Regions from separate parts of the Homo sapiens genome. Here region 2 is linked to region 1. Evidence: read pairs that join two places in POLR2A ChIA-PET (ENCODE). Cell type or tissue: PC-9. All regions are shown on one strand.

The links. Peaks named below come from ENCODE experiments on the same cell type or tissue, not always from the same donor. Only the 100,000 strongest peaks of a DNase experiment are listed, where the experiment ranks them.
Region 2: POLR2A ChIA-PET joins it to region 1 with 14 read pairs; 5 of 35 experiments call an interaction of 5 or more read pairs at or near these places.

Annotation. Positions count from the first base shown.
Region 1 is chr14:70,893,919-70,896,418 of GRCh38, reverse strand. No RefSeq gene overlaps it. Among named protein-coding and RNA genes, the nearest start is that of PCNX1, 12 kb to the left of the region's middle. RefSeq lists an enhancer at 2,162-2,321. In PC-9, no CTCF peak of the experiment used is centred here; no DNase peak of the experiment used is centred here.
Region 2 is chr14:70,706,029-70,708,528 of GRCh38, reverse strand. All of the region lies in intron 3 of LINC01269 (long intergenic non-protein coding RNA 1269), which reads right to left. Among named protein-coding and RNA genes, the nearest start is that of LINC01269, 8.6 kb to the right of the region's middle. RefSeq lists an enhancer at 1,172-1,371. In PC-9, no CTCF peak of the experiment used is centred here; a DNase peak (open chromatin) is centred at 1,048; H3K27ac peaks cover 1,566 bases.

The DNA of each region.
Region 1 (2,500 bases):
TTCTTATTTGTAGAAGCTCATTATATGTTAGGGAAGTTGGTCTTTGGTCTATAATAGAGCTAGGCATATTTTTGCAATTTGTCATTTTTTGGCTATGTTTATGGCTTTTTCTATGCAGAAAATTTTGATGTTGAAAGATTGAATGTATTAATCTTTTCTTGTATAATTCTGGATTTAATGTCATCATTAGAAATGCCTTCTCCACTTTAAGGTGAATAACTCTCTTTTAGTTTCTTCTAATACCATGATGATATCATTTTATGAATTTAAATATTAATATCTACTTGGACTTTATCCAGGTCAGGTGTAAGGAATAAATTCAACTTTGATATTTTTCTCATTTGATTGACTTTCATTTTACACTGTTCCATGATGATGGCTGCTTCTTGCTTTGTGACACTCAAGGTTTTGCCAACATTCTCTACAGTTGTTTTAAAAATCTAAGTATTCATCGACTTTAATTAGCAAAACAGTTACTCACCGAGTTTCTGTAAGTTACTGTAGGCCATGATATATTTTAGAGGTTGGGGAAAGGATAGGGTAAAAAGGTCTTGAAATCACACAAAGAATAATGCTTGTTGCATTTTAATAATCATTGCTTTTTGGAAACGTGCTTACTCAGGTCCTATAGGATTGGGGGAGGTAGTTTGTCCTTGGTTGCATTCTAAGACTCTGCTGAGCCCCAGAGTCTTTTGTTGTTGCTGGAGGCAGTCTTGCTCTTTCACCGAGGCTGGAAGGCAGTGGCGCAGTCTCAGCTCACTGCAACCTCCACCTCCCAGGTTCAAGAGATTCTCCTGGCTCAGCCTCCCGAGTAGCTGGAATTACAGGCATGCATCACCATGCCTGGCTAATTTTTGTATTTTTAGTAGAGGCAGGGTTTCGCCACGTTAGCCAGGCTGGTCTCGAACTCCTGGCCTCAAGCGATCTGCCCGTGTCGGCCTCCCAAAGTGCTGGGATTACAGGCGTGAGCCACCTTACCCGGCAAGCCCCAGAGTCTTAATCAAGAAGAAGCCCACCATGGGGAATGAAGCCCCCTTTAAGACTATACAGGATACGGGAGCCCACCAGCAAAGACAAACAGAGACACATCTCTGTTCCTTAAGCTGTGGATTTTGGCAGTGGGACTGGCCAAATCCAAACACTCGGAAACACTCTACTTAACTACCTTTCACTGCAAGGAGAATGCAATATGCATTGTGACTCTCTAGTGGGATAGAAACTAACGCCACAACAACAGGATGTCATGGTCACTGCTGAGTAGAAATCTTTTGACAAGTACAAACAGACCTCTGCTATAGCACTGTCACATTGCATTATAGTTATTTGTTTACTTTTCTGTCTTTCCCAGGAGCCTGGGATTTTTTTTTAAGAGAGGAAGCTCTTTGTCTTCTTTGAACCCTGTAGCTTAATACACTCACCCCTGTGTGTTGGAATGTGCTCATTGCATGCTCTTTCTCTATGTGGGCAGTCTGCTTACACATCCCACTCTTTAGTACTCACTGTCGAGCAGCCACCATGTGTCAGCCACTGAATGAAGGCACTTCACATCATTGCCTTTTAAAAATTCTCACAATAGTTCTCTAAGGTAGGTACTTCTATTTTCCCCATTGTAATAGTGAGGGAACTAAGGGGCAACAGATAGGTCAAGTAACTTGCCCATGGTCATGGGGATAACAGGTGATGGAACCAAGACTCAAACCCCAAGTGGTCTAACTCCAGTGCCCACTGCTCACAACAGCTACACTACATTGTTTCTCCCCAGTGTCTTGGGAAGAAAATAAATTATATGTAAAACAAGTACTTACATTTTGCCTTCTAGAAGAGTGGCATAATTTATCTCCTGGGATATAAGTTGTTTTTCTGATTGCTGTTGTTTGTTAGAAAAATGCTTTGATGTTCCTATTTCAGTAATCCCACTCCCACTCCACCCAGGGCCGAGCAAGAAGAGAGCGAAACAAAGAAGGCTAAATTAGTTTGTATGAGAAAGAAATAGGAATTTGTGGGGTTTTAGCTGGCTGCTCAGAGAGATAGCCTAAGGATCTAAAAAAGAAGATTGAGATATAAGAGGGTAGAGAACTCTGGCCACTCCATGGGCCAGCTAAATCCTACACAAGTTCAAGGGCAGCAGGAAATTTCCTTTGCTGAGGAAGACTTGAGAAATTAAAAAACAACCCTGACCTATCAGCAATGGTTTGCAACCCACAATAAGCATATGTAAGAGGGATTTTTCAGGGAGGAAGAAAGAAAAATCATATCCAAAGTGAAACAGAATGGTCCAGGGAGTCGGGGGGAGGGCAGCAGAGGCAGGGGCTGAAAGCAGCAGTTTGGAACAGGCAGTAGCAGTGAATCAAGCAGAGTCTCTCAGCCCACAACTAAAACAAAGTCACCCAAAAACCTACAGGAAATATTGTAAGTAACTTTCTACCACGGGCTGGGGGACTTGAACAAAACTGTCTCCCAGGTTGGGTGCAGAGGCTCATGCCTGTCATCTCAGCACTAT
Region 2 (2,500 bases), 190 kb after region 1:
GATTGTCTGTCTGCCCCAACTACAATGAAAGCTCCATGAGGGCAGGGATTTTTGTTGCCTTTATTCATTGCCATATCCCCAGAGTCCAGAATGGAATCCAGCCCCTTGGTAGGAGCTTAACAAATATAAATGAATACATAAATTTGAGCAAGTAACTTACCAAGCTCATGTCCTGTCTCTCTTAAAAGGATGGCATGAGAATTAAATACAATATCATTGCTATAGGGAAAAATAATGGCCAACATATATTGAGTGCTTATTCAGTGCCAGCTTTTAAATGTGCTAAGTGCTTTACATAAATCACCTTATTTAGTCCCCACAAAAATCCTATGAGGCGAGTATTCTTTTAACCTTCATTTTACAGGTGAGGAAACTGAGGCTTAGAAAAGTTGGGTCACCTATTCAAGGTCACGCAAAATTCAGACCCATATTTGTATGAGCTCAGAACCAGTACTATTTTTTTTTCTTTATTATTTTAAGTTTTGGGGTACATGTGCAAGATGTGCAGGTTTGTTACATAGGTAAACGTGTGCCATGGTGGTTTGCTGCATCTATCAACCCATCACCTAGGTACTAAGCCCCGCATGCATTAGCTATTCATCCTGATGGTCTCCTTCCCCCACTGCCCCCAACAGGCCCCAGTGTGTGTTGCAGAACCAGTACTATTGACCCCAACAATGTATGGCCATGGCCTTGTGTGTAACCATAGCTTGACTAGTGCTAATTCTCTTCTCCAAAGCACATAGCGCAGCAGACCTGCACTGTCTGTCTGGCCTCTTCTTTTGGGAGCCTGTTCCTTCTGCTGATACCTGACATCTTGGAAGCATCCGCTGGTCTCAGGAGGCAGTGTGGTGTGGCAATGAGATGGCAAGTTTATTAACTGGGTGACCTAGGTTCTAACACCTCCTTTGCCCCCAGATTACTGTGTGATCTTGGGCAATTGCTTCCCCTCCGTGGGCCGGGTTCTGATGGTATAATGAGCACTGAGGTCCCTCCCAGCTTGAACAGTGCTGGGACTATTGGAGGACTCCACAGGGGTGTGTGGTTTGTGACTCATCTCAGAGGATCCTGCCCCCCCAGCTGTGGCCTTGGCCCAGATCTGCTCATGAATGTAGAGTCTCCTGCTTTGATGATTGCTGGGCTTTCCCTCCCACACCTCTTGAGCTTGAATTTCAGGTTGCTGGATTTGAGTGGGAGGTTGGAGGAAGTAACCATCTAGTGATTTTCTAATCCCTTCTCTAGGGGAAAGCCCAAGAGAAAGAAAAGGAAGGCATGAGAATCATTCCCACCCAACATGGCACAGAGTCATTGCAGGAAATACAGTTCTCTCTGGGGAGCCCAGCACCCTGCAAACCTCAGGGACTGCTATAGCAAAGGACATCTGCCCAACAGCCTCTTTCCCATTCCCCAGACCTGCCTTCTGCCAAAAGCGTCCCAAGGATCCCCTTCTTCACTGACCCTAAAACTGTCTCATTTGAATTTCAAGTTCTTTTGTTGTTGTTGTTTGTTTGAGACAGGGTCTCACTCTGTCACCCGGGCTGGAGTGGCATAATCACAGCTCACTGAAGCCTCGACCTCCCAGGCTCAATTGATCTCCCCACTTCAGCCTCCTGAGTAGTTGGGACTACAGGTACACGCCACCACCCCCGGCTAATTTTGGTATTTTTTTGTAGAGAAGGGGTTTCGACATGTTGCCCAGGCTGGTCTCAAACTTCTGGGCTCAAATAAGGTGCACACCTCGGCCTCCCAAAGTGGTGGGACTACAGGTATGAGCCACCATGCCAGACCGAGTTTCAGGTTCTAAACTGAGAAATCATTTTTTTCTCCTTGTGAAATGGAGGATGAATAAGCCAAGCTAGGCAATGGCTTGAGTTGTTTTCCTCAATTCATTTATTCATTCATCCATTCATTCAACATTTATGTGCTAGAATCTTTGCCAGAAACTAAAAGAGGAAATTAATTGGGTCCTGGCAAACTTAAATTGGGTAATTGGTAATTTGAGGAGAATTTAATAAAGAGACTATTTTCAAAGGGGAGGGCAGAGTGCAGGAAAACAAGGGGTAGTGCTGTCTCTTGGAGCCAGTAACATCAGGAAGATATTATCAAGCCTAGGCTGAAGGGATAAAGGGAGAGACAATTCCCAGAATCCAGAAGTAATGAGTCAGATGGAGAGGGCCACTGGGCAGAAGCTGTGCTTTGGTTGAAGGGCTCATCTAGCTGGTGAAATGATGACCTTGACCTTGACTTCACCCTCTTCTCTGCAGTGGCTGAATTCCATTTATGTATTTACTGCAGGTCAGCCTCCTGGGGCTCACAGGAGGGCAGAGAAGGGCAGGGAGGGGATATGGAAGAAAAAACAGATGACTTGTAGCACAGAAACCAGACAGTTTCTGTCCCCAAGGAGCCTGCATACAGTGGGGGAGCAGCAGTGCAAAGCTGAATGAATGCTTTAATAAATATATGAACAAAGTATAAGAGGAGCACAGGTGTTAGGAAATGA